3 separate regions of the Homo sapiens genome follow, and regions 1 and 3 are each linked to region 2. Evidence: chromatin loops called from intact Hi-C (ENCODE). Cell type or tissue: PC-9. All regions are shown on one strand.

Region 1 (8,000 bases), 160 kb after region 2:
GCGGGCTGCAGGTCCCAAGCCCTGCCCCGCAGGTAGGCAGCTAAGGCCCAGCGAGAAATCAACAGCAGCGCCGGTGGGCCGGCCCTGCTGGGGGACCCAGCGCACCCTCCGCAGCTGCTGGCCTGGGTGCTAAGCCCCTCACTGCCTGGGGCCGGCGGGGCCGGCCGCCGCTCCGAGTGCAGGGCCCGCCAAGCCCACGCCCACCCGGAACTCTAGCTGGCCCGCAAGCGCCCTGCGAGCAGCCCCGGTTCCCCCTGTGCCTCTCCCTCCCCACCTCCCGGCAGGCTGAGGGAGCCGGCTCCGGCCTCGGCCATCCCAGGAAGGGGGTCCCACAGTGCAGCGGCAGGCTGAGGGGCTCCTCAAGCGTGGCCAGAGCGGGCGCCAAGGCCGAGGAGGTGCCAAGAGCGAGCGAGGGCTGCCATCACTCTGTCACCTCTCAACATGACAGAAAAACAAAAATTTTTTACCCCAAAATATGTTTCATTGCCATAATTTGAAATGGCCCCTGCAAAGCTGTTTTGTGTTGAGGGTGCGGGAGGGATTTGCATCTGTAAAAAAACCTCTATTAACCTAACTAGATCTTTCCCCTCCCAGGCCCTTCCAATTCTGGAGATTAACTGAGTCTAGCACCTTTTTTCCCCTTCGTTAACAGGTGAAACCAAATTTGGACGGCCCATCATCCCACAGCCTTGCCCTTCCCCAGGCTTTGCCACAGCCAGCAGAGCCCTCGAGCTGACACAACCCTTTCCTGAGTACACAACCTCCCTCGCCACTGCCCCAGCCTACAACAGAATATCAGGGCTTTGACCAGGATGATTCTAGCCCCTGGGCACTCTTCTTCCTCCATCAGAGACACGAAGCGGCTTGCCCAAGCCTTGGCCTCTTTATCAGCCACTCTTCCTTCACTCCTGCAGTCCTAAGAGGTCTCACCCATTCAGAGAGACTCCAACCTGAATGAGCCCGAAATATCTCCCGTTCAAGAAACTACAGCTTGGTTGGATTCCTCCTTGGCCCAACAATTCCCCCCTGTGGACTTTTCTTTCCACAGCTCCTCTAGCACCTACCAGCCATCCCCAATCCATGCTCCAATCCATCCATTATCAGCTTCCAGGACGATTTTGTTTTTTTTTTTTACAAATTTTTTCTTTTTCTTAAAAAAAAAAAAAAAAAAGACAGGGCTTCACCATGTTGCCCAGGCTGGTCTTGAACTCCTGGGCTCAAGCGATTCGCTTGCCTCGGCCTCTGAAATTGCTGGGATTACAGGTGTGAGCCACCGTGCCCGGCTGCGATTTTAAAATACTAACACTAAAAATTCATTCCCACCCCCCCAACTCTCCACCCCATAAGGCTTTTTCTTCTTTTTTTTTTTTTGAGACGGAGTCTTGCTCTGTCGCCCAGGCTGGAGTGCAGTGGCACGATCTCGGCTCACTGCAAGCTCTGCTGCCCGGGTTCACGCCATTCTCCTGCCTCAGCCTCCCGAGTAGCTGGGACTACAGGCAGCCACCACGCCCGGGTAATTTTTGTATTTTTTTTTTAGACGGGGTTTCACCGTGTTAGCCAGGATGGTTTCGATCTCCTGACCTCGTGATCCGCCCGCCTCGGCCTCCCAAAGTGTTGGGATTACAGGCGTGAGCCACCGCGCCTGGCCCTCCCATAAGGCTTTTTCTAAAGCCCAGCTTTAACATCTCTGCTCTGCTCAGAGATGGCCCTGGCTTCCGACTGTCTGCTGAAATGCCCCAGTGGGGCTTGCACCATGGCTTAAATGATCTTCAATGACGCCTTCAGGTTTTAGCTCACACCACACCTACCAGTCCCTGCGCCTCACACTGAGCCATACTGAACACTTTCCTCCGCTCCCTGCCACCGCTCTTGTGTCCTTTGCCTCTGAATAAGCTCATAGCCACTTTCCAGTGGGAGGAAAAGACCTTCTAGCTGGTCTCATTGCTTTCCCCAATCCCCACTCCATCTGTTTGCCATATGATTATGTGTCTCTCCTGATGTAAAATCTAACCCCCTGCCCGAGGTCTTGTATTATACAACCCAGCTCCTGCATGCCCCTCCCAGCTTCATCTCCTATCACTCTTCCTCCAGCTTGCTATGTTCCAGTTGCGCTGATCCTGAAATGCTTCAAACACACTGTGAGCCTTTGCAAATACTATTCCCTTTTCTCTCACTTTTCCATTCCTGGCTTCTTATACTTTAGGCCCCAGCTTCAGCATTCCCTCTTCAGAAAGGCCTTTCCTGACGATCACTTTGGCAAGATTGGTTCATTCTATCCCTGTCTTGGCATCTTTTCTTGGTTTCTTTGTATCACCTCTCAGTCAGTAATGGATTTTTTTTTCTGTGTCTTTCCTACAATTATAAGTTCCTTGAGGAGACTATGTCTGCCGTGTTCGTGGTTGTATTCCCAATGCCACTGCATAGTATATATTTGTTGACAATAAATGAATGATTTTTTTCTACATTCTTGACATATCCAAATTCTATCTATCAGATCCAGGACCTGACACACAGTAGATACTCAATAAATACTTCTTGACAGGCTAGTTTTAATTAATGCTGATTTCTGCAGGAAGCTTTCCCTGATTACTACTCTGCCCCTCACTCCAAAATGACTTCTCTCTCCTTAGACTCCTCACAGCACCTTATCTGTTCTCTTTGGAGGCCGAGTGAACCGCGCCTTATGTTGTAAGCCTCTATCTTCACGTGTCACCTAATCTCTCTCAGGAGCTTTTCAAAATATAATAAGATTCTTCCCCAATTATTTACATTCTGCATCAAGCAGATGATGCTGCATCAGGCATCACCTGGCATGGGCAACCCATGAATGTTTGTTGAAAGAAATGAATCAGCCAATGTGATGGTGGGTGGGAAAAGGAAGGAAAGGTGTAAATGTCCCATCGTTTCTTAGTCACTAAACAATTGACCCTTGCATTTCAGGGTAGCAAGTCCCCATTCTGCCTATCTCATGTTGGAGGCTGCATGACTCAAAGAAAGTGCTAAACAGTGCAATTTCCCCTGCTTCTTTAGCTTTTCAACAAACAGTGAAGGGTTTCCCAGCACTTCTGGGACTTAGTTCTCCTCATGGGAACTGTAGAGAAAAATAGCAGCTCCATACAGTAGCAACTCAAGACAGTTAATGAATTTGAGGGGAGGAGAACCAAAGAAAAAGGAAATAAACATGTATTGAGTTCTGAGCTGGAAGCTTCAGTCTTCTTTGTGCCTTCCATGATTATTTATTCTTCACAATAATGCTGAATATATATTATTCAACAATCTCTAGGGTGTTGGCTGTATTAGAAAAATGCATTCAAGGTATCTAAATAAGACATCTGCCACATATTAGGCCCTCATTAAATGAAAAGGAGTATTATTTCCTTTTGCCAGATGGGGAAACTGAGGCCCAGAGAAATGCCTGATAACACAGGCCAAAGCCAGGATTCAAATCCTGATTGAGGCCAGGTGCAGTGGCTCACCCCTGTAATCCTAGCACTTTGAGAGGCCAAGGTGGGCAGATCACCTGGGGTCAGGGGTTCGAGACCAGCCTGGGCAACATGGTGGAACCCCATCTCTACTAAAAAAATACAAAAATTAGCTGGGCATGGCAGCAGACGCCTGTGATCCCAGCTACTCAGGAGGCTGAGGCAGGAGAATCGCTTGAACCTGGGAGGTAGAGGTCGCAGTGAGCCAAGATCGTACCATTGCACTCCAGCCTGGGCAACAAGAGTGAAACTCCATCTAAAAAAAAAAAAAAAAAATTCTTGTTGAGTGAAGTCCCGAGCTCCTCCCCTAAACTTGTGAACACATAGGTTGTGTTTTTACCTCTTCACAGCTTTCTGCTGACAAAAGTTTCAGGTCTTGTTTAACATTAGGCAATTTTTATTATTTTGGTGCCCTGTAGTTCCTATTTTTCATTGCCATGAAATTGCTTCCAATCTGTGTTCAAGAGCCTCATTTAAGTTTTATTCAAAGTATCCTATGAAAAGAAACAGGCCTCTAAGAAAATACGTCTTTTCCTGGCACAAGTACTGGTAACTGGTTTCTAGTTATTAACAACAAGTTATCGGTAACAGGAGATGGGAAGGATGCCTTTTCACGTCTTCTCTCAGGTATTGTTTTCCTTCTGTTTGGAGAGAGCTGAGGTGTGTGACTTCATACTCTCCTTTCTGTTCCTGCTTTTGCTGGGTGGAGGGAAGGAGCCCTAGAGAAGAGCCACAGCGGCAGCACTGAGCTCACACTGGTCAGGAGCACCAGAGGGACAAGGGACTCCTTTAACGAACTCTAATAGCCTAAGGTGAGTGACTAAACCACCTTTGGCCTGGACAGAGAAGCCAGGCAAAGAGGCACCCCAAGGGAGGCTTAAAATCAGTTTCCCTGGGGTCTAAAAACAAAATACAGTGGATGGTTTCAGACTAGAAGAGACGTCCATAAGAGCTGAGGGTTATTGCTAGCATTTATCATCTACTAGATTGAGTACTTGCTGGATTTCTATCCCATAAAATGGGCACTATTAGTATGCCAATTTGCAGAAAAGAAAACCAAAGCACTGAGAGGTTAGGTGGCTTGTCTAAGGTCCACCAGGATGAACTGGGATTAACTGGCTCAACTGGGGTAAGAAAGGTATCCAATATATTTCTTTTGCTTTAATTTTCTTAAAAAGGCAAATCTAATTCAAGGCTTTAATGTTCGGCTTTTTATATATTTAAAACAGGAATAAGGTGCAAGATTCAGGGATGCAATCAATTTCAGATAAAGCACATGTGTGGCCTTGCAATGAAAGAACTTCCTGCCACCTAGTGGCAACCTATGCTTGCTGCAGTGGGGCAGCCAAGAATCCCAGGCCTCCTGGTGCAGGCGCTGCAAACCATAACTTGTGAAGGTCGAAGTCTATCAAATATTACCGGTATTCACTCCTATTTGCAAAGGTTATTGCCAAATAAGTGTGATATGAGAAGTCAAGACTGTTTTTCAGTGACCCCCACCTTTCTCCCTCACCCCTGCCTTCTTGAGTATTCCTTTTGCTTCTACACTCCTTGGGTACGCTCCTTTTATGATAAACACTTTGCTGATAGTGATCTAACTAATCTGTGCCTAGAGAGTCTGTAAGCATCCTGACCAGGGGGAGAGACTTGTCTTACTCATCTGTAAATCCCAAGGCCTGGCACAAAGGAAGTATCCAGTGAATGTCTGTTGAACGAATATAAGTGAATGCTTTTAACCCAAACTCTATGACTCAGGCCAAGATTAAGCAGCAGTTTATTTGAATACTCTATATAGTAAACATTTGAAGAGGGTGGGTGGGAGAGTGGAAGGGGCTTCTCAGGGAAGTGTCCAAGGCAGGACAGGGCAGGAGGCCCTTGGGCCGTTGACCTGTTTACAGGGCCGTGGATGCCCGGAACTTCTGGGTCAAACAGAACACGGCGGCCGTGAGGGCCGTGCACTGACGGGCCAGGAGTTTCACACTCAGGTCGTGGTAGCCTCTCTCGCAGGTCGATTTAGCAGCCTCTATAAACTGATGGTAGGTGTACACCACATCCCTCAGGTTCCCCGCTGCCTCCCTGTGCCGGGCGGAGCAGCGGCTACAGTCTGTGAACTGAAAGCACAGGCCGGCCAGCTGGACCAGGTGCTGGAAGGTGTCACGCACGGCCCCCTGCATCTCTTCGGGGGACTGGTCCATTCTGATCACATGCCGACAGCTCGACAGGAGCTTCTGGGAGCCCATGCAGAGGCGGCTCCGGCTTTCGGTAAAGTGCCAGGTGCACTTCTCTGGGGGATGTTTGTTTCCAACCCCCCAGGAAGTTTCTAAAATGTCTTGTAGCTCCAGCAAGCTCTCCATGAGTTGGATGAAGCCCTCAGGGGTGCTGGCAGGGGTGGCTTTCAGCTGTCTCAGTGCCCTGGAGCAGTACTCTGGCCAGATGTGGCTTTTCCTCGACAGGGGTGCGGTGGTGCAGCTGTGGGCTCGGGCAGGCCTCCAGGGCAGAACCACCGGGCTTCCCGCAGAGGGCGGTGAGGTGAGGGGGGCCATGGGGTGTGCTTCCAAGTCCCTGTCTTCTTCCTCTGTCTCAGGCTGCGGGCCACGGAAGCATGTGGCATAGGAGAACTGACAGCTGCACTGGTCCATCCCTATCCTGGGAGCCACCATCTCATTCATGCCTGCAAAACCCAAAGATGTGGCCACCCTGAGACTGGCAGAGACTTCAGGATGGCTTTCTGGGGCAAAGCACAGAAAAGACTTCTCAGCAGAAAGGCAGATGCTAGAGCTGTCACTTTTGCCTTCTGAGAGTAAGCAATGGTTTGAAGTTTCTAAGTGAGGATCCTCTTGTGGACATGGTAGTGGTTCTGGCAGGGAAGGCTCAGGATTAAAACAGACCCACTCAGGGCTGTCCCTAGGGGCTATATCTTGCCCTGTCACATGGTTAGGTGCCTCTGCCTTGATCCCCTCTGGAGGGACGGCTGGTGAAACTGTCTGCTTCCCAAGAAAGAAATCAGGGTCTAAATCCAACTCTACGAATAGTTTTTGTTCTTGAGCCTGGCAGCCTTGCCCTGGGGGTTCTCTGCTCTGTCCTTGAGGGTCTCTAGGGGGATGTGGTGGGATCTGCTCGGTCCCTGTTACAGGAGCATCTAAAGAAAGGGAGGTTACTATTTTACCAGCTGGAGAGCTAATATCAAGAGTCTGTGAAACATTATTTGACACATCACCCGGGGAGTCACCTGAATCCTTCCTAGACTCCTCCTGAAATACGTTGGTGCCATTTTTGTTTGTAACTTCTCTGTCTCTTTCCAGAGATAGTTGTCCTTGTGGCTCTTCCTTTGTAGGGATAGAAGCTATCTTCTCTCCTGGATTTATTCCACATTCATCACTTCTAGGCTCATCTCTAGGAGACAACAAAGGCTCTGTGTATTTGGGGGCAGTTTCTTGTATATGATTTGTACAAAAAGATTCCAATCCCATTTCCAACTGGACATGGGGCTCCAACTGGAGCTCTAGTGTGTCTCCTTGAGAGACATTATTTAGTCCTGGGTTGCTGGCCAGGCAGGCTCTGTCTGGGTTAGGGTCACCACTGGAGAGGGAGAAGGAGCTGTCTCCATGCTCTATGGTTGGTTCTTTGGGGGCAATCCCATCCAGGTCTTGAGATAGAGGTAAGATTTGGGAAGGCCTTGCCTGAGCAGTATCTGGGCCAGATGAACCTGGGTTAGAACAGTGAGGAGTGCTTGCTGAGGAGCTGGCAGCAGGGACAACACCAGAATTCTCTTTATTGTTGGGGTCAATCCGGAAGCGAATGGCAGAAATAGAAGACACTCGAGAGTCGATGACTGATTTGGTTTCCATGGTCTCGGGCTCCATCTCCATGACCCTGGAGGCTGGGTTTGTGCTCTTGGTCTCCCTCAGAGGAGCCAGCAGCCCCAAGGCCTTGGTCTCCAGAAGGCCAGGCTCACCCTGCATGTCCTGCAGAGAGGACACAGTTGGGGAGGGTGCACCAAGGGCCAGGTAGGGCTCCCTGTCATAGTAGCACACGTCGTCTACACTCTCCAGGGAGGCTGATGGCACCAGGGGAAATGAGACCTGAGAGGTGTAGTCGGTCTGTAGGAAAGACCTTCTTTTCCTCAGGGTCTTGGCATATTTCTTCACCCCTCCCCTCCTGCTTGGCTGTCTTCCATCTGGCCCACAAGGCAGGCTGTTCTCAGGGCTAGAAGTGCTGGCCTTATTCTGCAAGCTTGTGGCACTGGGTTCTGCAGTAGAAACATCTCTGGGCCCTGGGAGTCAGGAAAGAAAAAATACATTAAAAAGCACAAAAAAAAGAGGTTAATAGAGCTTGGGCTCAGGCCTTGGGCTTTCCTGGGTTTAAATTCTGGCTAGGCTGTGTAACCTTGAGCAAGTTCAATCCTGATCTCCTCAACTTCCTCATCTGAAAGATGGGGATAATAATTGTGACAGATTTTTTTTTATTTTTTTGAGACGGAGTCTCTTTCTGTCACCCAGGCTGGAGTGCAGTGGCGTG
Region 2 (8,000 bases):
ATTAAATCAGAACCTCTGGGGCAGGGGAATGGGGCCGGGGAGTGGGGCGGGGGGTGGCTGTTGTTTTGTTTTCAAAGCTTCCCAGATGATTCTAATGTGAAACAGGGCTAAGAATCACTGATTCAGTGGGGCCCCACCACCATTAAAATGAATGAATGAATAAACTGAAGAGAACAAACAATCTCCCAGGCTGGCAGGGTAAACCCTGGGTCTCTGTTATATGTTATTAATACAGATGCACGTGAGTTGCTGGATCAGAGCAGGTTTGGACATGAATGAAGCAGAAAGGGAGAAGGTCCTGGAGTTCACAGACCAGCCATGGGGACAGACTGCAAGGACCTGAGGTGGGGGCAAGGGAGGGTGGGGCTGACAGCACTGAGGGGCTCTGCAGCAGGACGTAGTGAGTTCAGATGGGGCAGCAGTGACCAGAAGCCTCTGAACTGAGCCATGCAGGAGGAACAGGACATTGTTATGAAGCAAGCAAGACCTTTTAGGCACAGAGGACAAAAAATACCCAAGCGTTGGGGGACGTGAAAAGAATGCAGCAAGTTCAGGGAAGGGAACACCAAGGGGCTGGCTGGCCCTTGGCCATTTGGTACTGGGGGTGTGAAGGGGAGTGGCAGAGATAGTCACTCACAGTAGCTGATACTCCACTGACAGCTTGCGTAAGGCTGTTTTCGTGCACCTAAGAGCCAATGAAGTCTGAGGGCACCAGACAACCTTCTAGAAAGCATTTTTTGAGGGGAGGAGTGGAGGGTGATTAAGCAAAGATCCACCAGCAACCTTCTTATGGCCCTTTCCCCCAGGAACCCAGGCCCTGCCTTCCAACAGCTCTGCTCTCCACCCGCATTTCATTTCGGCAAACATCTCCTAGGCGCCCTTTTTGCCAAGCACTGAGTTGGAGAGCCAGGAAAAAGCCAGACAGCTCTGCCCTCATGAGCTGGCGGTGGGAAAGATCACACTGTCATGAGTGACTACAACATAGGACAGGATGTCAGAAGCGCCCCAAACTTTGGGGCATGGGAAGGCAGGGGCAAGGACAGTCAATTTTGCCTGAGATGATCAGGGAAGCCTTCTAGGAGGGAGAGGAGGCAAAAGGACCTTGAAGGGCTATTTGGTGAAGGGCTAACATGTATCAGTGGTGAAAGGGGGAAACAGGCTTAAGGAACACAGGATTTGCAAAACACTGAGACTGCATATGGCTAAAGCACAGAATATAGTTGGGGTTGAGGTGGACAGACTGGCAAAAGGGCCAGGACAGGACAGCCCCGTGCACCGAGTTAAGGAGTTTGGATTTACTGGGGGAACCAAGAGGGAACCAAGGGGGAACCATTGGAGATTTTTAAGCTGCGGGATGACATGATCACAGCTGGGTTGGAGGATATCTGGCAGCTGACCTAGTGGTTGGAGGTATGGAATGCAGGAATGGGTGGATGAGGACAGAAATGAAGGGCTAACTTTAAGATGGATCTGGTATCCAAAAATAGAGGGTTTTCATCCCCAACATTCATATGCCCAAGAAGAGCCAATGAAGGGCCTGGGGGTTTCTGACAAGGAACTAAGAGCTGGAGGGGCAGAGGACTGTGCTGTGGCCTGCAGCAGCATAAAAGAAGCAGACTGGGCTCAGCTCCAGACCTCAGTTTTCCCGTTAGCCTGGGATTTTCTGAGTCTGGTGTGCCCCAATTGTGTGTTTAATTTCAGTCTTTTCCTTCTTGTTCAGGTTTTACCGCAGGAGAATAACCTCTCCATTCTAATCTGAAATTAATTATTTATGCTTATGAACACGCTGGATGCCTGCCTGGTTTATTTATTTTTCAAATAATGCATCTGAATAGGCATTCACACAAGACAGGGCAAACATAATTTTGAGGCAAAGGCCCTTTCCAACTGTTGCCCGATTAACTGTTCTAAGCCATTGTGTAGCCTTGTCCTTATCCTGCGGAGTCCAAAATTTATCCCTCGCGTACTAATTAGATGGCAGGTGTCTGTGTCTGACAGTCAAGATTCGCATTATCCAGCCCCACCACCTGACCCTTACAATCTTATCTCCTGCTGCTATGACTTTCTCCACTGGGCCAAATTCCACTCATCCATCCTCCAAGGCCCAGTTCAAACGTCTGCTCTGTGAAGCCATCTCTGGTTCTCCCTCGAGGGGGGAGGTCCCCTCATGCTTCTGAATTTCCAGTCTTTTGTTGTTGTATCCTTCATCAGACGCTAAGCTCCCCAGGACCTGGCACGCAGTAGGTTCCTCAATGGAGCGTTTGCTGGAATGGGGGAGGGTGGTCTCCAGCTTCCCGAGAGGCACCTAAGCACGCCAGCCAAAGTGGGGCTGGGCAGAGACCAGACCCGCTTTTGGAGTCAGTGTCTACAAAGTGCTCTCGGGGGAAGGGGGCACGCGGGGAACGTCGCCCACCCGGAGCCGATCCCCCCAAGAACGCTTCACTCGGGTGGGGTTACTGCTTGGGCTCGCCCCAAGCACAGTGCGCACACTTCACACATCCGCAAGCCTCCTGAAACGCCTCTCCCCTCAGGCCGACCTTTCTGTTTCCTTCAACGCCTCCCATCTGTTGTGTGCGTTCCAGTTTCCAACTCAGAGTCAGAACCATCATTTCCAAAGACTCCTGCAACAGCCCGAGGACGCATACAAGGCATGGGTTACTTTTCAGACGGAGATTTGGGGCTCAGGGTCCAGCGACTCACCCAAGGTCACTCTCAAGAAGTATGAGGGCTATGACTTTGACCCAAGCCTTCTAACTCCCCGGGCAGCGCTCCTCCCAAGCCCCCCGCAAGCTGTCTGAGCTTCAAAGGAAAAAGTTTAAAAGTGATCCATACGTCCCAAAGCACGCACAAAGCGTTCTTCTGTAAACTGCGGCATGGGTCGCTGATAAAAGGTCCCTCTGAAGGTTTGAAGATACTCAACAAGGCTCCACAGAGGGTACTTTGGAGTTTTCCGCGAAGGCGCTCGCCCCGCAGAACCGACAAGGCCCCTAAAACCGACAATGCCCAGACGCCCCCTGCAGGCAGCGCGCTAGAGAACGCGTTGGCTGTTTCTGGCACGCTGAGGCCACCGTACGGCATCAAGGGTGAAGCATGGTGGCTAGCGGAGCCCGCATCCTGACAGGTGTGCTGGCGTGGCCCTCTACCTGCCCCGCCGCGGCGGCCTGCGGCCAGGAGAAGTAGGCTGGCGACATCTGGCGGGCCGCGGGCCGAGGGAGGGGAGGCGGGGCGGGGCGGTGTCTCCCTCACGTGACCCCAACAGCGCCCAGCGCGTCGCGCTGCGCCCCAACCTCGGGGTCGGTCACAGTCTGCGCCTGCGCGGGCCCCGGCTCGCTAGCCGTCCTGCGGGACGCCGGCGCTGATGGGTGAGTGTGGGACGAGCGTGGGGAAGCACCGGGCTTTCTTCGCATGAGGTTGGAGGGAGGGGAAACGCGCTGAAGGGCCCGCTGGGGCAGGCTGCCGCCCTGGGGGCCCATCCCTGTCTTCTGCGCGCTCCGGCTGCCCTGGCCCGGTCCCTGCGGGCCCCACCCAGGCGGCGCGGGCGGAATCAGTTCTGAGCCTCCTCGGCTCCGGGCTCCCCCGCCTGCCGCGGGTGTTTGTCCGGCTGCTGGGCGACCTTTCCCGCGAAGGCGCTGTCCCTTCATTCGGGCGCGCCCTGGGCTGGGGAGGCACCTCCCTGGTGCACAGGAACCGCAGGGGCGGGGAGGAGCCGGGAGCTGCCTGCGCCCGGGGGACAGCGGGGATGGCACCGCGCAAGGGCCTCTGCGTCCCGGGAGACTGGGATTTCGGCCTCACCTCGGGACCCCTGACTGTGAAGTGTCAGAAACGGAAGAGGACTTAGTGATCTTGTCCAACCCCCTCCCCGCCTTTCACAGGTTGGGGAAATGGACGCCTGGAGAACGGTAAGTTCAGCTACATAGCCTGGCAGTGCTTGTTCTGCGACAGCATATTGCATCGCGTTGTAGGAAGCTCACTTGTACAAGGATTTTCGGGGACGATGGTGTTGGTGGTGTTAGTCTCCATCCATTATTTGGTGTTCAGTTTAGCTAGATGGAGTATGTCAGCACCTCAACTTCCTGCAAAACCTTTGTTTTGCATCTCACAGCTCTACCTAGCTGATCTTAATTCCCACCTTCTGTTTTTCTCTACTTGTAATCTCTGAAACAGAAGCCCTTGAAATGTATAGTGACCTTGCCATTTTGAGCCGCCTCTGCCCGTGCTTTGAAAGGATTCCATAGGATCAAAAGGTGCTAGGACTCTTGAGGTCCCATAGTGGTTTAGAGCACAGGTTACCGCTTTGGAACTGGAATCACCCTTAGCGCATCTCAGGGGAAAACAAGCTAGGAGTTGACTCATCTGATCTCTCGTTTGGTAAATGAAAGCAAACTCAGATCAGTGGATTTTAAAATCAGATATTGCTTTGTCTTTATATTGGCAAGCTAGTGTCGTAACTAGGACTAGACCCAGGCTGATCTTGTTCTGAATGCTGACTCAGACCTGCTGACTAGTGGAAATTCACATCCTTTGAGAATTGGAGTCACCCTCTCCCCAGTTTTTGCAGAGACCTTTGTGCTAGGATCATATCTGTATCATGCTGATCCATGTAGGCTGTAAATTATAATAAGGTTTTAGACTTTACACTGTTTTCTTAGTCACAGAAGCTTGACACTTGTAGTTGCTTGAAAATCAAGTTCATTAACTGCTCCCTTATGATGAGATAGTTTTACGTAGCAAACAAGCGTAAAGTTATGGTAAATAAATTTTGCAATAAATTGCAAAGAATTATCCACATTAATGAATAAAAATATAAAGATCAGTTTAGCAAAGAAATTTAACCATGTTCACAGTATAGGTAAACATGCAAAAGTCTAAACTGTACTACCAAATAATGCTGTGCACATTATCCTTCTATTGCTAAATTAAGAACATATTCACACCATCCTGGTGTGTAGGATTAAACTAGAGAAAAAGCTTTAAATCTGTAAAGTCCAGGAGGGTTTCATAACATTTTTTCCCCCATCTAGGCCTATTTTTTAAATCTGAGAATCTCAATGTACAGTAATGTTCTTAAAATAGTTGGATATGGTGGTCAATAAATGGTTAACTTCTGTTAGCTGTAGTTTTCTGCTTGTTTAATAACAGTCCCCATTCTCACACAGAGTCATAAATAAACTAACCTTTATTTGCAAAATTTCAGAAAGTAATACAAGTAACATTCCAGTAAAAGTGAACATGGACAAAATTTTTATTGTTGTTCAAGTACACAAATAACTTGGCTTGTACTGTCAAGGAGCATGTGTAAACAGCTTGTAGGTGGTGACTTTAGAATTTAAAATATTTTGTGTGCTCCGTATGTAAAAATAAAATGGTTTTGACATTCATAAATTGTCACAATATCATGTAATCATGTACATTAATCTAAATATTCTTGTTGATTTAACATTGTTTAATTCTGAAACTGAAGAAGTGCAAAGCATTACATAGGTATCAAGCATTTCTAGACTAAGTTTTAGGACTTCAAATATTGATTAATCTTAGCTTGTAAGTGTACTAATAAGAGTTTTTAACTCATACCTATCAGCTGAATCAGTAAAAAGTAAGGATGTAGTAGAACTAATAATTATCAAACTCAATACCCTAACAGACTTCAGTGTCTAGAACATATCTTGAAGTTAATCATATTAAGCCCCAAAACTCTGTACATTAAGAAAGGGAGAGGAGAGAGGGAACAGATGATATTCTGGAACCTTTTTTTTCCCTTTAATCTTATTTTTACTGTGAATAACAACACTAGACTCACTGAAGATTTTGGGACACTTACTAGCAAGCATAGTTAAGACAAAATGCCAACTCTCTTAAATAGTAATAAGAGTTTTGCTCAAAGAAAAGTACACAGCCTTAAACAGTCAAGTTATGAAATAAAGGATAAAAATAGTTGTCTCACTTAAGAATTACAAGAAAATAAGCCAGGCACAGTGGCTCACACCTGTAATCCCAGCACTTTGGGAGGCCAAGGCAGGCTGGATCACTTGAGCTCAGGAGTTTGAGACCAGCCTGGCTAACATAGTGAAACCCCGTCTCCACTAAAAATACAGAAATTAGCCGGGTATTGTGGCATGCCTGTAATCCCAGCTACTTGGGAGGCTGAGGCAGGAGAATCGCTTGAACCCAGGAGGTGGAGGTTGCGGTGAGCCAAGATTGCGCCACTGCACTCCAGCCTGGGCAACAGAGTGAGACTCTGTCTCAAAAAAAAAATTTTTTTTTTAAACTAGGTGAGCATGGTGGCTGATGCCTGTAGTCCCCTTTGGGAGGCCAAGGCTGGCAGATGATGTGAGCCCAAGGAGTTTGAGACCAGCCTGGGCAACGTAGAGAAACCCTGTCTCTACAAAACATACAAAAATTAGCTGGGCTTGGTGGTGCGGGCCTGTGGTCCCAGGTACTCAGATGGCTGAGGTGGAAGGATTGCTTGAGCCCAGGAGGTCAAGGCTGCAGTAAGTGCAGTGAACTGCGAGGTAGCCACTGCATTCAGCCCAGGTGACAGAGCAAAACTCTGTCTCAAAAAAACAAAACAAAACTGAGAAATAGTAAGATTGGTAATTCACAAGCTGCTGCTTTGCTAGGAGTGGTAAGGTTATAAATTAGATAAACTGATAACCCTGCTCAAGAAAAAAGGGAACATAAGTACACAGGTTAGAAGTAATTTTTTAAAACAGCAAGTGTTGGATGGGTGCAGTGGCTTGTAAATCCCAGCACTTTGGGAGGCCAAGGCAGGAGTTCAAGACCAGCCTGGGCAACATAGCAAGGCCCCCTCTCTGCTAAAAAAATGTTTTTTAAAAGTTAGCCAAGCATGGTGGCATGCGCCTGTGGTCCTAGCTACTCAGGAGACTGAGGCCCCAGGGGTCCAGGCTGCAGTGAGCCATGATCGTACCACCGTACTCCAGTCTGGGTGACAGAACAAGACCCTGTCATTTTTTTTTTTTTTTCTGGATAGAGTCTTGCTGTGTCGCCCAGGCTGGAGTGCAGTGCTGTGATCTTGGTTTACTGCAACCTCTGCCTCCCGGGTTCAAGCAATTCTCCTGCCTCAGCCTCCCAGGTAGCTGGGACTACAGGTGCGTGCCACGATGCCTGGCTAAATTTTGGATTTTTCGTAGAGATGGGGTTTCACCGTGTTAGCCAGGATGGTCTCGATTTCCTGACCTCATTCATGATTCGCCTGCCTTGGCCTCCCAAAGTGATGGGATTACAGGCGTGAGCCACCACACCTGGCCAAGATCCTGTCTTTAAAAATAAAAATAGGCTGGGAGCAGTGGCTCATGCCTGTCATCCCAACACTTTGGGAGGCCAGGGTGGGAGGAACACTTGAGCCCAGGAGTTTGAGACCACCGTTGACAACATAGTGAGACCCTGTCTCTACAAAAAAAAAAAAAAAAAAAAAAAAAAAAAAGGCTATATAAATTAAACCAGAATTTTTTTTTTTTTAAGGAAATCCAGTTATCAAAATTGACTCAAGAAGAGAGAACCTAACAGAACAATAACAATGGAAGAAATTGGGAACATTATCACAAAGCTATCATCCTGCCAAACTCCAGGCTCAGATGTCACAGGTGAATGCAATTAAACTTCAAGGAACACATCATTTTGATAAGATTTAAATTGTTCTACAGTATGATGGGGGTGGGGGGGCGGGGAATCACATATTCTTTTTACAAAGCCAGTGGAACATTGACACTGGCACTTGATGTGAAGATAGTATTAAAACTGAAAACTTATCTGAGTGCCAAGGCTTATGCCCATAATCCCAACACTTTGGGAGGCTGAGGCAGGAGGATTGCTTGAGCCAAGGAGCTTCAGACCAGCCTGGGCAACACAGAGTGACCCTGTCTCTACAAAAAAGTGAAAAATTAGCCAGGCATGGTGGCGCACGTGTGTGGTCCCAGCTGGGAGAATTGCTTAAGTCTAGGAGCTTGAGGCTGCAGTGAGCCATGATTGTACCACTGCACTCC
Region 3 (8,000 bases), 460 kb before region 2:
TGGCAGTGGTGGCAGGAGTCAGGCCCCAGGAGAGAGGAGATGTGGCTACACTGCAAACAAACCACCCTTGATGGCGAGTGAGCTCTTTGCCCTGCAGCAATATCATCAAGCCAGGTACCTAGGAGAGACTGAATGATGAGCTGCTTCCTTTCCAAGGGTGACCACCAGCAGGAGAATGTGCTATTGAGTGACTAACGTTATTTTCAGTTGTGTCCACTGAAAAATGGGGTTAGAAGTATAAATTTTGATGACCTAAAAAATGAATTTGTAGAAAAATGAGTCAAAGAAAGCTTATAATCAATCAAGATATTACTAAAGTATTATTGAAGGATATAGAAAAGAAGAAATAAGCAACTCCATAGACTCAAAACCTCAAAAACTACTACTATTTGGGTGTATTTCTCTCTAGATTTTGCTGTGCATATTTTGACACAATTTGAATAACATATATTCCATCAAGTGAATATACCATATTTGCTTTCCTTGACATTTATGTGGTTTCCAATTTTTTATATTAAGACTTTGCTTTACATCCTTGTGCATAATTGTACTTTTAAATAAACTGTTTCATTTCAAAAAAGCATAAAGTTTTTCATGAATTTCAAGTAATTTTTAAACCCAGAATCTCTGTTCTTTTTTCTCTATGGTCTTCTTAGGTGAGCCATTCACTCATGTGTTTGGTTATTTCAGTACTGACTTCTCCTTAACTTTATAATAATCAAATTTAATAGCTTAGATGAAATGGACAAATCCTTTGGAAGATGCAAACTACCCAAGCTTCACTCAGGAAGAAATAGATAACAACAATAACCCTATATCTATTAAACAAATTGAATTTAAGATTGAAAAGCTTCCAACAAAGGGAACTCCAGACTCAGATGGCTTTACTGGTGAATTCTAATACCAAGTCATTTGAGGAAGAAATAATGCCAGTTCTACACAAACTCTTACAGAAAATAGAAGAGGAGGAAACACTTCTCATTTTATAAGGCTGACATTTCCCTGATACCAAAAGCAGACAAAGACTCTCCAAAAAAAGGAGAAAACTACAGTCTAAAATTCTTTATGAATATAGATGCAAAAATCCTCAACAAAATATTATCAAAGCAAATTCAGCCGTGAACACAAAGAATAATTCATAATTGCCACATTGGGAAATAAACTAAATGTCTTTCAACTGGTGAATAAATAAGCAAACTGTGGTGCATTTATGCAATGGAATACTGCTCAGCAATAAAAAGGAAGACTCAAAAGGCTTCATACTGTAGTCCGCTATTTATATGACATTCTGGAAAAGGCAAAATTATAGGATCAGAAAATAGATGATTGATTGCCAGGATGGGGAGAAGGATGTCGATGGAGGCACATGCATAAGGGAATTTTTTGAGGTGATAGCATGGCTCTGTATCTTGATTGATGTAGTGGTCACATGACTGTATGTGTCAAAACTCACAGAACTGTATACCAAAAAGCATACATTGTATTATATGTAAATTATATGTAAATACAACATGCAAATAATACCTCATTTTAGTATATGTAAAGAATACCTTAATTTAAAAAAGAATTAAAAGGCCATCTATGCTTCCATTTATGATGTCCTGGAAAAGATAAAACTAAAGGGACATAAAATAGACCAGGATTGTAGGAGTTGGGGTGGAAAGAGGGGTCTGATTACAAAGAGGCAGGAAGCAGCACTTGGGGTGATGGAAATATGCTATGTCTTGATTATGGTGGTGGTTAAAGGCTGTGTGTGTTTCACAGATCTGTATACCTCAAGCTGGTGAATTTTAGTATATGTAAAACCTTAATACATCTAACTTTAAAAAGTCTTATGCCCCGGATCTCACATGACTGCTTGGTTTATCTATGGCAGCAATCCTTAAAAGGACATATGTATACATTTTTCTCAAGGCATTTATTTATGTCAAATTATCATCAAATGCCCTGCCTCCAGATCTCAGTTTTCTAATCGGTAAAATGGGGATTTGGCCCTGTTACCATGTCTTTTAATGGAGAAGGGCATGTATATTAGGCTGTTCTCTCATTGCTATAAAAACAATACTTGATACTGGGTAATTTATAAAGAAGAGAGGTTTAATTGGCTCACAGTTCTGCAGGCTGAATGGGCATGGCCCCAGCTCTGCTCGGCTTCTGGTGAGGATCTTAGGAAGCTTACAATCATGGCGGAAGGAGAAGCAGAAGCAGGTGTCTCAGATGGTGACAACGGGAGCAAGGCTGGGGGAAGTGCCACACACTTCTAAAAAACCAGATCTCGGTCAGGCACAGTGGCTTATCCCTGTAATCCCAGCACTTTGGATGCCGAGGTGGGTGGATCACTTGAGGTCAGGAGTTTGAGACCAGCCTGGCCAACATGGTGAAAACCGGTCTCTACTAAAAATACAAAAATTAGCCGGGAGTGGTGGCCCGTGCCTGTAATCCCAGCTACTTGGGAGGTTGAGACAGGAGAATCACTTGAACCTGGGAGGTGCAGGTTGTAGTGAGCCGAGATCAAGCCACTGCACTCCAGCCTGGGCGACAGAGCGAGAGTCTGTCTCAAAAACAAAAACAAAAAAACAGATCTTAAGAGAACTCATCATCTCAAGGACAGCACCAAGCCAGGAGGGATCCATTCTCACGACCCAGACACCTCCTACCAGGCCCCACCTCGAACAATGGGGATTACATTTCAACAGGAGATCTGGGCGGGGACAAATATCCAAACCACGTCATCATGGTTTTGAAGTTTGACAATCCTAAATTCAAAATCTGTCTCCATGACTTCCCAGCTGTGTGCCTTGGCACCTTAGGTCACCTTACCAAGCCCCAGTTACCTCATAGGAAAGCTGCGAGGACCAAATGGCAGAGTGCATAGTCAGGTGCAATGACAGGCACCGAGTAAACCTGCCATAAGTGGCACCAGTGTCTCAAGTCCTGCTAGTCCCAACGCATACAGAACTGTACAGGGAGACACAGAACTCTGGGATGGGCACCTGTGGTGGGCCAAATAATGCGCCCCAGACATCCACATCCTTATCCCCAGGACGTGGGAATGTTGCCTTGCGTGGCAAATGACACTTTGCAGATGGGATTAAGGACTTGAGATGGGGAGATTATCTGGCTTATCCAGGTGGACCAAATGGAATTACAAGGATCCTTATAAGGGAAAGAGGGAGTTAGGAGAGACAGAGGCAGAGAAGGGGATGTGCAAACAGAAGCAGAGGTTGGAGTGACGTGGGTCCACCAGCCAAGGAATGCAGATCACCTTGCTGGAGAGGCAGGGAGATGGAGCTTCCCCTGGAGCCTCCAGAGGGTGCCAGCCCTGGTGACCCATTGACACTTCTGACCTCCACGAAGCCACCGAGTTTGTGGCACTATGTTACAACAGCCACAGGAAATCAACACAGCGTTTCGGGTGAAGGGATCCTATTTCCCAGACCAGTGGGACTTGGTGTGGTGCATGAAGGGCATAGCTCTGAATGTGAATTCCATGTTCTTGGAACTGGGCCCGACTGGGGCAATAGAGAATGCAGGGCCCCAGCAAACATGGAAGCTCTGAGTACAGTTGCTCCTGACCATGGTCTAATGCGTGTCGTCCACCTCCTCCCTCCTGGCTCACAGACCCACCCAGTGATCCTGCCTCTGTCCTCTCACCCCCGCATCATGAAGCAGCTGCCGGTAGGCTGGACCTCCATAGGGAAAACTGTTAAGTGTGTGTCCACTCCAGAAGCATGACCCTCCCCGGTTTTCTCAAGGACCGTCCTGAAAACTTCACCCTGCGTCTGATGACAAACCAGTATTGAATTTGGAAGCGATTCAGATCCTGCCTTTTTTTGGCTTTGTTTTTTTTTTGAAGGTGCTTTCCACTGATGTCCACTGGAGGGTACTGTGTACGTGTTTATAGGAGGCTCTGAACACAGAACTCAGCATCCGCGTGGCATGCAAACACTGAAGTAGAGAAACATGGACAAAGACATATCTACACACGTGTGCCTATGTTCAGACATATGGATGCACACAGACTCACAAATCATCACACACATAGCAGTCACACATATGCGGATAGATGTGTATATCTATATACAGTCATACGTCACTTAATACGGACGCGTTCTGAGAAAGGCGTCATTAGGCAATTTCCTCTTTGTGTGAACATCGTAGACTGAACTTACACAAACCTAGATGGCAGAGCCTACTACACACTGAGGCTGTACGGAATAGCCTATTGCTCCCAGGCTACAGACCTGTACAGCAGGTACTGTGCTGAACACTGTAGGCAATTGTAACACAATGGTAAGTATTTGTGTATCTAAGCATAGCTAAACATAAAAAAGGTACAGTGAAAATACCATATTATAATTTGGGCCACTGTCGCATATGTGGTCTGTCATTGATGGAAACTTCATTATGTGATACATGACTATGGAGGTACATAAACACGAGCAAGTACGCACGCAAACATGTACTCATGAATACAGTCACGGTGCCATAAAACACACACACAGAGGTGCACGAAGCACATATCCACATACATGGTAGATATGTTCAGATACACACAGGTTTACATAGGTTCATCTACACACACATACACATACACACACACACACACACACACACACGCACACAGACCATTAATCCATACATGCATGTAGCCGATTATCATTGGCAGACAAACAGCCACATGCAGAGTGTCATGAATACACATTCTGACATGCAGACTTAAGCATAAAAACATAGACATGCATCCGTGGCTAAACACCAACACGTGTGCACATACGTGTACTCCCTGGCCTGGGCCTTTGCTACTTCACTTGTTCAAAAAATGCAATCCCTTGAGGGATGATTAACACTGTGGTGTTTTCTAAAGAAAACAATGGAAATGTCAACTTCATTGTCCCTATAGAACTGTTTTATTTGTTAAATGTTAGTGAAAGGCATTTCTAATAATGTACTGAGTCTTTTAAGAGAAAAATAGTAGCCCTGCTCTGACAAAGCAGAAAACCCAAACCATAGTTTCGCAAACACCTAATTAACACATGGAAGGCTCAGAGCTACTCTAAAAGAGATTCTGTTTTTTTTTTTTAAAGTGGAGAAATTTCAGATTCAGATAAAACCAAAAAATTATGTGAAGTTGAAGAATTGTTAGGTCCAAACAAGTCCTTCCTTCTCAGAAAGGGTGATGATAAAGAAACATGGAGACTTTGCAAATGATTATCAGATGGCCAGGCCTGGAAATTTGCCTTTGATAAGACAAAGACATTAAAATAAAGGAAAACATGAAAGGAGAGAGAGAGAAAAGGGCCTATGAAAACAGTTGACTCTATAATAACATTGCAGAGCTGAGAAAAGTCAGCTGTCAGAAATGCATTCCGCTTGGCAGCCAAGCCCTGCCATGAAGTGCGAGTGGAGCACACTCCAGCAGAGGATCCAGGGGGTGTGAGCAGCTTTGCATGGACACACGCTGTTTATTGCTCGCCTCTCTTCACAGGATCCTCAGAAGGCAGGGGAGGATGCTCAGGGTCTGGGCAGGACACCCAGGTCCAAGTCCCATTTCTGCCACCCCCATAGCGGCTCCCTGCTCATCCCTGGGTCTCGGTCTCCCTAGGTATACAGTGAAGAAGTTGCCTTCTCTAATCGCTAAAGTTCCTTCCTCCTCTGACACTATCATTACCAGCTCCCTGCACCTCTGACACCCCACTGCCTCTGGTGACCGGAATCATTGCAAGTGGCTCTGTTTGTGCATTTAACAAAGTGCTGGTTCCAGCCCATCAGCTCAATACCAGCGAACAATAGCTCAGGAATAGATAAAAGGCATTCATCAGGCAGCCAGGCCCAATTATCATGTCACGCTGAATGAATGTATTTTAAAATCTTTTCTGACAAGAAAATGTTCCATGTAGGTACCTTCAAATTAGCTGGAAAATCCAGAAAATTTGCTATTAGGCCTTCTTTGAAGAACCTTTATTCCCCCCCACTGTTCCAGAGGAATTCCTTGGATATTATTAATTCCTTCCAAGAGTGTGACCTTGTGCCTCCTGCTGGGACTGAGACACTTTTCCTGTCTGCTCAACTCCACGGGAGCCATTGCAGATGACACACACATGGCCCGAATGGGAGATCACCTGTCCATCAATTTCAAGTGTCTGGGCGCTAGTGGAAATTCTGTTCAGTTTTGCTCCACCAGCATTTGCTGAGCATCTGTTGTGTGTCTATGAGCCCTGCAATAAGAGCTGAGTCCACCCAGCTCTTGCCCCTGAAGGGAGACTCCACTAAAGGGGGCATGCTTACAAACAGATCAGTGTCAGGGGGAGGTCATGTACCAGAGCTGAAAGCCAGACAGACTTCATTTTGAAGCCTGATTTCGTCACTGGCTGTGTAACTTTGGGCAGGGGACTTCACCTCTCTGAGTCTCACTTTCCTCACCTCCAGAATGGGGGAGAAGCACATAACTCTGGGGGTTGTTGTGAGGAGGGACAGTTTCAGGGGAGGCAGGCCATCCCTCCCTTTGACCCACATCGTGGTCAAGGCCTGGCACCCCAGCCTTTTCCCTGGCTCCCTGGGCTGAAGGGTTGTTTCTGACCTCTTCTCCACTCACAATACAGCAATCTTTCTGCGGCTTTATCTTCAGCTTCATGGTGCAGATGGTTCCATTTGGCTGTGGCCTGGGAGAAGAGATTTCTTTGGCATGGTGAGAAATTGTGTCAAATGTAGAGCTACCTGGAACTCGTGGCTCTGGTGTGGAGATCTGAAAAGGCAACGGCAAGCACTTGGTGGAAAAGAGACTGACTCAGGGTATTAATTCCCAAGTGAATACAGAACAATCTGCTTGCATCTTCATGTGACTGTGGGTTTGTGCAGGAGCAGTTGCTAACTATGGGAGATTTCTCATCAACCCACAGAATTCCAGGGCTGGAGGGGGATCTTAGAGGCCAGCTAGTTCTTGTTTTACAAGTGGGGAAACAAGTCCAGAGAGGGGAAGGGGCCTGCTCAACAGCAAACAGTGAGCCATGAACAAGTTGGGCCTGGATCCCAGATGTCCTGTGCCCTTGGCCTCTGTTCCTCTTTTGATCCTGCTGTGCCGCAGATCACCACCTAGAGGACTGGGATTGGGCTCCTCTTTCCAGCCTTCCTCCTGGCCCCAGTCCCCTTGGTTCTGCCCTGCCCGAGCCTACAGACTCTTCTTGTTCTCAGCCGTGGGACATCTCAGGTTCTTCAGTGCCTTAGTGTGGAGTTCCTGCCTCCACCAGCCCTGGGGACCCCCAGGCCTCAGGAGAAGTCCACACATTCCCACTGGCACCTCTTCAGTGGGATTACTCCCAACTAGTCAAAGTTGGGCTTTGTGGATGATGGAATCACAGAGTGAAGATTTGACTCTAAGTTAGCCCTCCATGAAAGGGGGAGCAATTACACCAAGAACAGATAAGTGGTTCATGCCTGCCATCCCAGTGCTTCAGGAAGCCAAGGCAGGAGGATGGTGTGAGGCCGGGTGTTTGAGACAGCCTGGGCAATACAGTGAGATTCCATCTCTACAAACAAATTTTTAAAAATTAGCTACTCAGGAGGCTGAGGCAGGAGACTTACGTAAGCCCAGGAGGTTGAGGCTGCAGCAAGCAGTGATCGCACCACTGCACTCTGGCCTGGGTGACAAAGCGAGATCCTGTTTCAAAAAAAAAAAAAAGCACATCCTCACTGTGGCTCTCCCTCCATCCTGCCTCCCTCCCATGCACCTCACATCTCTGGACTGTACTCCCTCGGCTGTGTTGACTCTGCTTTCTGGAGGACGTAGCAGGGACACTTTGTTCTCCCCGCATCAGAAAGGTTATCCTGAATCATTCATCTCACACCATTGTACCCCCAGATCACAGAGACGTTGTGATCCAGAGGAGGGCTCAGGGTCCCAGCCAGGCAGATCTGAGTGCTGGCCCCACCCCCGGCTGGCTCTGTAGACTGAGGAGGTTGCAGAGGTGGATACTGGGGGGCAGCTTGCTCAGCACCCTTCT

What was found. Hi-C counts contacts between places; a loop is a spot of excess contacts. Peaks named below come from ENCODE experiments on the same cell type or tissue, not always from the same donor. Only the 100,000 strongest peaks of a DNase experiment are listed, where the experiment ranks them.
Region 1: a loop joins it to region 2, with 5 times the contacts of the local background. A loop is called at or near these places in 26 of 110 quality-filtered maps.
Region 3: a loop joins it to region 2, with 9 times the contacts of the local background. A loop is called at or near these places in 86 of 110 quality-filtered maps.

What each region holds. Positions count from the first base shown.
Region 1 is chr9:37,744,144-37,752,143 of GRCh38, reverse strand. FRMPD1 (FERM and PDZ domain containing 1) reads right to left here. Exons shown (of 16, transcript NM_014907.3): 16 at 5,240-7,755. The coding sequence ends at 5,375. Among named protein-coding and RNA genes, the nearest start is that of TRMT10B, 5.7 kb to the left of the region's middle. RefSeq lists an enhancer at 5,753-6,254. In PC-9, CTCF peaks have their summits at 4,595 and 4,803 (motif pointing left); a DNase peak (open chromatin) is centred at 4,823.
Region 2 is chr9:37,899,430-37,907,429 of GRCh38, reverse strand. It overlaps SLC25A51 (solute carrier family 25 member 51), which reads left to right and starts at 3,303. Exons shown (of 3, transcript NM_033412.4): 1 at 3,303-3,362; 2 at 7,480-7,601. It also overlaps the pseudogene PAICSP1. RefSeq lists a silencer at 3,103-3,862. In PC-9, CTCF peaks have their summits at 2,807 and 3,010 (motif pointing left); a DNase peak (open chromatin) is centred at 3,129; H3K4me3 peaks cover 2,597 bases; H3K27ac peaks cover 1,945 bases.
Region 3 is chr9:38,359,095-38,367,094 of GRCh38, reverse strand. The region is part of intron 1 of LOC107987065 (a long non-coding RNA gene); the gene reads right to left. All of the region lies in intron 3 of LOC105376040 (a long non-coding RNA gene), which reads left to right. Among named protein-coding and RNA genes, the nearest start is that of ALDH1B1, 30 kb to the left of the region's middle. In PC-9, a CTCF peak has its summit at 3,879 (motif pointing right); a DNase peak (open chromatin) is centred at 3,834.